Linked DNA regions of Homo sapiens: region 2 is linked to region 1. A link is a contact called in ENCODE Hi-C or POLR2A ChIA-PET data. All regions are on one chromosome and are shown on one strand. Each heading gives the region's core, a stretch centred on a gene start or an enhancer-like site at or near the end of the contact. The rest is flanking DNA. Distances are from core to core; before and after follow the strand shown. Region 1 has its middle 96 kb from the start of C1GALT1C1. Region 2 has its middle 110 kb from the start of CT47B1.

Region 1 (3,747 bases), core at 637-3,136:
CCAACATGGTGAAACCCCCATGTCTACTAAAAATACAAAAAATCAGCTGGGCATGGTGGCAGGCGCCTGTAATCCCAGCTACTTGGGAGGCTGAGGCAGGAGAATCGCTTGAACCTGGGAAGTGGAGGTTGCAGTGAGCCGAGATTGTGCCACTGCACTCCAGCCTGGGCGACAGAGTGAGACTCCATCTCAAAACAAAAACAAAAACAAACAAACAAACAAACAAACCATATGCGCTAGAATCTCTAATATACTTGGCTGGAATCCCAGAAAACCTGGCATGCCTTAATGTTTAAGAATCTCATTCCATTTCTTATTAATCTCTTGAAAGCAAAGAAAATCTTATAAATCCTATTAGAGACTGTCAGGAGTTTGGACTAATGTTTTAGATGGTGGTGATCGCCCTAGTGGCTGTTAAATACTTTTAGTTTTACTAGTTTTTTTTTTTTTTTTTTTTGGAGAGATGGGGGCCTCTTGGTTTATTGCCCAGTCTGGTCTCAAACTCATGGCTTTAAGTGATCCTCCTGTTTTGGCCTCTCGAACTGCTGGGATTACAGGCATGAGCCACCATGCCCAGCCACCCTAGTGGCCTTTGACCAGCCTCCTTGTGCCCACCATTTACAATTTTTTATTTTTGCTCTCAGAAGATTTTTAGAAACAAGCAAGGGAAAACAGAGAAATCATTTATAGAGATGCAAAACCAAACCAAAATGAAATCAAAATTAGAGTGCTCATAAGAATTTTAAATGAAGCATGGAGATCAAATAAAATATTAAATTGGGTGTGTAGAAAGAACCAAAAGTAAATTCACCAGAAAAAGACATGTCTCACAGACAGGGTGTAACTTCTATAGAAACTAGAGTACTCAAACCAGAAGGACATTGTCTTTATACCAGAAAGACAAAAAGTCTTTTATCATCCTAGGAGGAATGTAAGGTCTCTTTTTAAGGTGGCCTTATTACCAAGTCCTGAATAAAGTCAAAATCATCTACAAAAAGAGAGAGGCTTGGCCTGACAGAAGACTCATCAGGGCAGAAAAACTAGGCTGCAGAAGCAGAGAGCTCAAAGGGCTCAAGTGAGTGCTGTACACCAGTTCCAATAATCACCAATTCCTTCGGATAGAGATCTTTTTCAGGTCCCACTTCTGCACACCATTTATGTCAACCTAAATAACAAACAGAGAGAGGCCCTCCAAAAGAAAATGATATGTATTCAGGAATAGAGCATTGCAATGTTAATATGTGTCCTAGTAAACTATGTGCGTTTTTGGGGAGGTAGATGAAGACAAAGTTTTTAAAAGAAAAATGAGGATTACTTAATTGTTTGGAGATACTTATCCTTGGCTACAAGGATCAGTAACAAGGGTGGCATCACTCCAAGGCTGGACAGGCAGCTGATGGGCAGATATCCTTGCAGAAGTATTTTTGTGTGTGTGAGGTTGTGATGGCCTTTGTGCAAGGTTGTGGTTTTTGCAGTCTTTTCTGAAAGTTCTTGTTATCTGTCATTTATGCATGAGAATCCTCCCTTCATGGTCTTCCCTGGCTCTATTTGTCATTTTTTTTTTCCACAGTGACTCCATTTTGATTCTGAGAACTTTCACAGGAGTTCCCTACTCCATCATTTTCATAGATGTCACCTGGAATTTTTTCCTTCTTTTTCATGACCTTGACAGTTTTGGGGAGTACTGGTTAGGTATTTTTTAGAAAGTTCCTCCACTGATATTCGTATTATGTTTTTCTCATAATTATGCTGGGGCTGTGGGATTTGGGAGGAACTCCACAGAAGTAAAGGGCTATTTTGACCACATTATATGACTGGTATGTACGATCAACATGACTTATCACTGTTAAGAAAAGGGGAAGTAGAATGTAGTGGTTTAGGGGTTTGGGCTCTCAAGTGAAACACATCTGAATTCAAACCCTAACTCCTCCACTTGCTTGGAGCTTTTCTGAACTTTGGAGCTTTTCTGAGCTTCAGTTTTCTCATGTGTAAAACAGATGTAATAATAGCAGCTACCTCATAGGGTTACTGTGGAGAAGCACATGAGAAGATTCATGTGAAGTGATTAACTTGATGTCTGGCACATAGTAAGTACTCAATATAGGTGAACTAGTAGAATAAGAGGATGCGTGTTTATGTGGGTAGGTGGATATATACAAGAAAAATTTATCAATTAGTATTAGGAGGACCTGAAATGATTTTTATTATTTAAAGCCATAATTTTATTGAAAGATTTGATGGGAAACCCAGAGTTCCATGGGGAGATATTAGATAATATGGGAAATTTTGTACAATGGGGCATTACTCTGGAGGACAGGCATAGATGGTTACTGTAGTTTTAGTTCCTAGGTAGCTAGGGGATAGTATAAGGAATTCCTGACATTATATTATATTTGTGGTCAGGGAGGGACCCTAGAAGAAAAGAAAGGGGTGACAACTATGTAGTAGTTAAAAGCACTACTATTGAAATCATACAAACCAGGGATCAAATCCTAGCTTTCCATTCATAGGCTTTGTGCCCTTGGGTAAAGTGACTTAACTTCTCTCAGCTCTCAGTTTCCTCATCTGTAAAATGGAGACAATAAATTGAGTAGTAAATGAAATAATCCATGTAAATGACCCAAAGCATTTGGTGTCCCATAGTGCTCAGTCGATATTAGCTGCTCTTTACTACCTTACAATCGTGACTTAGTCTGGGGACACCCAATAGAAGTCATAGGTCTTCAGATCAGAGAGGATTTTGTGCGAAGAACTGGCTTTAGGAAGCTTCGCCTTTCAAGATGGAGGATGTTTTGAGCTCCTTCTCTTTCTAGTCACAGTTTCTGGCTCAGGCCTGCTGCAAGCTGCCCTAGGGGCAGGGTGCTTTTATGATATTTGTGATGGCTAAAAATCGTTTTCTTAAAAAAAATACTTTTGATGTACAATAAGAAAGAAAATGGAAACCACATGGAAAATTTAGCCCATTCCAATACGTTCTTAGTCTCCCATTCTACATATTGCTAGGGCCTCTTCTGCAGATGATGGCTGAGAATATCCTCTGTAGAGCAATAAATCACAGAATCATTAAATGCATCCTTGCAGCTGCACCAGGGCTAGTTAGAGGCCTATTCAAGAAAAGGGCTTATGTGGAGGGGATTTTTCCTCCTTCTTTTAAAAAGCCACCTGTACCATTTTTGTCTTGGTTTTTAAGTGGATGATTTAAGATATCATTTTCTTCCTCTACTTCTATTTATGATGTACAAATAGTCCTTTGTTAATAGGGAAAGAAAAACACCACAAACTCAAATGCCAAACCTAATTAAGGCTCCTTAGAGAAAGTGTGCCTCTTTAACTTTCCAACTTCCTTTCTGAGTTAGTAATTTAGGGACTGGACAAGACACAGGTGGAAGGAATTGTTTCATCAACAGCTGGTGCAAAATCCCTCATATTCCTGGAAGTGCACCAGTTCAGGGTACAGAAATATCTGAGAGAACTAGGGCTAGTCTGGAAAGAGCATGTATTGTAATCTAAATGTTTTTCCTGTTGATTGGCAAACTCTCAAAAGTTCTTTGAGGCTAGGAGAGATAGCTTTGAGGAAAATATTGGAACCAGATCATGTAATCCAGATGTTGAAAACAAGGCCTTGAGAAAGAAAAAAAAGTCATTTTATTATAAATGAAGCCTTGAGGGGAAAATTCAATTTCTTTATAAACTAGACCTTGAGCAGGAAAAATCCTTTTATTGTAATCATATCAATTCTAGTTAGAT
Region 2 (3,683 bases), core at 283-2,782, 44 kb after region 1:
TTCTTACCAAAGTGGGAAGCTACTCAAGGTTGAAAAGGAGCAGCTTGTCATTTTTTGTTATTATTATTATTATTTAAGGGTTCCAAGTTTAGAGAAGCTAGGTCTCAGTGAAGCAACTTGTTCCCAGAGAACAGACATTTCTCAATTATTAGATTAGATAAATTAGATGAATCAAAACACACGACAGCACTCTAGACTAATGGTGATGGTAAAATTGCTCATATAAGTGAAATCTCAGACTGTGAGTCTACAGATGTCAATATCTTAGATACGACTTTTCAAACTTAAGAACCTATGAGGGAATAGTATATGTCCAAGTACAAAAAGGAAATATGGCATTCTTATCCAGTTAGTCATTCAACAGGAAGGACTTCATCAGGCAATATTTGGTTACAGGAACCTGAGCCATCCTGTTTTGCTAAAAGGATGTATGACTTTTATGTTTCTACATGAAAATTTACTTGATATAGTTTATAAGTGGACAAATGCTGAAAGCAGATGTGTATCCAAAGATGACTAGAAAGAAAAGGATGATGTAGAAATGAAAAACAAAACATCATTGAATCAGTCATCTGAATTGGTTTTTGGGAATCTAAATATGAAAATATTTTGCAGTTATTGAGCAAAGACGATGGCCATTCTTCTTTCAGCAAAATTATGAGCTGCCAAAGTTTTCAATCTTGGCATTATCAATTAATTAATTTATTTTATTTTATTACTTCTATTTTTTTGAGTCAGAGTCTCACTCTGTCACCCAGGCTGGAGTGCAGTGGCACAGTCTTGGCTCACTGCAACCTCCGCCTCCTGGGTTCAAGGGATTCTCATGCCTCAGCCTCCCGAGTAGCTGGGACTACAGGCGTGCACCATCATGCCCAGCTAATTTATATATTTTTAGTAGAGATGGGGTTTCACCATGTTGGCCAGGCTGGTCTCGAACTCCTGACCTCAAGTGTTCTTCCTGCCTCGACCTCCCAAAGTGCTGTAATTACAGGCATGAGCCACTGCACTGGGCCCTTTGAGGCTGATGAAAGCTCCAGGATCAGAATTAGGGGGAGGGGTAAGGTCATGCTGCCCAGTGGTTACGTGCATGATTGCTGGGCTAAAGACTGCTATGCTGAGGGAGCCCGGGAAAAAACCCTGGACATGATGGAGACATCGCTAGGGCCGGAATGGCTGAGGCATTCCCATTCCTTTGGCTTTGACTCTATTTCATATGGAGCACCAGATGTCTGGCCAAAGGATGTCATGCCTCTTCCCTTGCCTAGTGTGTGTTGTCTGCCATCTGCATGGCATTTGAAATACACTTGGGGTTTTGCTTAAGAATCCAAAGAAGGCATTTATTTTAATCAGAAATTGTTTCCCATTCTTACTGAATATAAAAATAATAAAATTGTAAGTATATAAACATGGACAAGCAACAGTCACCCTCCCCACTTCCACTCTCCAGAGATGACCGCGGTTAAGTTTGGTACCTATTCCTCCAGATGTTCTGCCTACCAGTACTCAGGTCAGCTGTGTTTTATGCAAGGAATGTGTTCCTGAGGGCACCACATAATTAGATATTTGCGTAATTCAAAACCAGCCTTGACAAAGGAAGGGCAGAATTTCTGTTTGTCAGCTAAACTGGTGCCACCATGTGGCAATAGTGTAAACATGACTTACAGTTCACTTAGACTTCCAACTTTGAAATTATGTGATTCTTAGTGACATTTTAATTTGGGAGGACTTGCATTATTTCAAACGTTGTACATATACTGAAGCTAAAATATTTTATATCACAATATTTCAAATTCTTAAAATTCCAATTTATTTAAAATGTGTTAATTTTAAAATGGTATCATATTACTAAAGTTTTTCTAAAACTTGCTTTCTAAAATTCAGATAACCATATATTTTGGGCATTCTCCCATGTCAGCAAATGTACTTTTGTTTCTTTCTTTTTAAGGGCTGTGGATCATTCTGGTGTAGCAGTGCATCCTAATTCATTTAACTAAGTCTCTATATTGATGGATAGTTCTTCCCAGGGATAAGGTCTCCTTCTTCTGTCTTTCTGTCATCAGATTTGTCTTCAGTTTCAGGGCCCTCAACAAATCTATGTAGTTCTCAGTGCCAGAGACTTGTGGCCAGAGAAAATCAAACTTCTGTCTCTTGGCAACCATTCAAGCAGTGACCCTGAGCCCTGACCAAGTGCCCCAGAAGTCACTTGCTTTTTTCTGCACTAAACACACTTGGCATTGTCACTGAACTGACCTGGTCTGATGTTGTAGGATGGATTCTGTGGAAGTAGTTGCTGAAACAGAGTTTGAAATGTAAGCTATTTATTAGGAATGTAACACACAGCCAACAGATATTAAATTATTGGAATTCAGGGGCTCAATTTGAGTTAAGGGGTTCACTTTGAGTTAAGTGTTTCTGTCCATATTCCCTTAAGAGCAAAGTGTGTCAAGAGAACTGGGTGGGGTTTTTAGTTGGTTTGTTGGTGGTTGGCCTTTTACTTTTTGGTTAGAATACAAATTAGATTCAAGAATGCTCCATACCTGGAGGCTCTGACACAGTATGGAATTCCAAGCTTTATGGGTCATTATGGCTATAATCAACCTATATAATAGTCTTCAGAGTGACTTTCTCAAGCTTTTTTCCTCGTGTCTGAAGGCTTCAGTTAGGCAGCTTTTAATGTGAGGAACTTCACTTCCTCCTATCTTTTCCATAGCATTAATTATCTATTCTGGAAACTTCTGCTCTAAAAACAGATGTTACTCCAGGAACTTCTCTAAGTTTTACTCATTAGTGAAAAGCATTGTACAGAACCTTTTGGGGAGGGGAAAGGAAAATGACTGCCGCCATCTAGCTTGACCCTTCCTCAGTCCTCACTTCCCTGGTTGAGACAAGTAGGGCTCAATAATGTCTGTCTTCTCCTCTTCTTCCTGAGTATACCACCAGATGGCATTTCTCTGCCCCCTTGCTCCTAGATGGGGCTGTATTACAGTTCTTGTCAGTGGAATGTGAGCCAAAATGATGAGTGCCACTTCTAGGCCTGGCACATGAACCTGCCAGAAAAAGAGGATCCAGTGGAAGACCCAGAGACCCTAAAAGATGGCAGAAGCCACATGATGGAAAGAGCATGGATATGTGAATGACTGCATGGTGCAAAGCCATCCACGCCACTCCATGTTCCATATTAGACTATAGCATGTGTGAGAAATAAACCATTAAGCCATTTCGTGTTAAGCCACTGAGATTTCTTTTAGAGCAATCTGCTAATAATCAGCCTCAACTAATAATTTCAGACCTGCTTCTCCTTATTGGATCAGGAATGAGCACCTGCTACTTCAAGGACAGTAATCTCCTCACTGGCTAGTGACCCCATGGCCTAGCATGCAATATGAACTGGCACAATCAGATTTCTTCCTTCACGAAGAGCCTCAACTTGAAGTAAATGTAGTTGGATAGGAATCTCAGTCCATATTATGTAACTTATTATAAAATGTAACGTATTTGTTTCCTATATCTGTTTTCAGTTTCCATTTGGCCAGTTGGCAGAAACTTAATTTCCGTCATTTTAAATTTCAGTTAGTTCAGGGTTTCCTTAGTGAATTCAGAGTGCCAACCTCCTCCTTCCCAGCTGCAGATGGCATCTATGTTTGTGGTGTTTTCACTTTCTACTGTGGTAGAAAGCCATCCAC

The links. A loop is a pair of places that touch in the nucleus more often than their neighbours do. ChIA-PET counts read pairs that join two places held with the same protein, here RNA polymerase II (POLR2A). Pooled maps may share reads with other maps.
Region 2: a loop to region 1 is called in a map of B cell, with 4 times the contacts of the local background. The contact joins two enhancer-like sites. A Hi-C loop is called at or near these places in 4 of 168 maps with a recorded cell type or tissue (B cell, PC-9, endothelial cell of umbilical vein and 1 more), 5 of 37 single-sample maps with no recorded cell type and 7 of 50 pooled maps. POLR2A ChIA-PET finds 5 or more read pairs at or near these places in 5 of 52 experiments (BJ, H1, IMR-90 and 2 more).

The regions. Positions count from the first base shown.
Region 1 is chrX:120,724,630-120,728,376 of GRCh38, forward strand. No RefSeq gene overlaps it. Among named protein-coding and RNA genes, the nearest start is that of C1GALT1C1, 96 kb to the left of the region's middle. Within about 2 kb of position 1,887, at least 2 of the 41 ENCODE cell types and tissues checked have a DNase peak (open chromatin) inside an H3K27ac peak, as active enhancers do.
Region 2 is chrX:120,768,544-120,772,226 of GRCh38, forward strand. No RefSeq gene overlaps it. Among named protein-coding and RNA genes, the nearest start is that of CT47B1, 110 kb to the right of the region's middle. Within about 2 kb of position 1,533, at least 3 of the 41 ENCODE cell types and tissues checked have a DNase peak (open chromatin) inside an H3K27ac peak, as active enhancers do.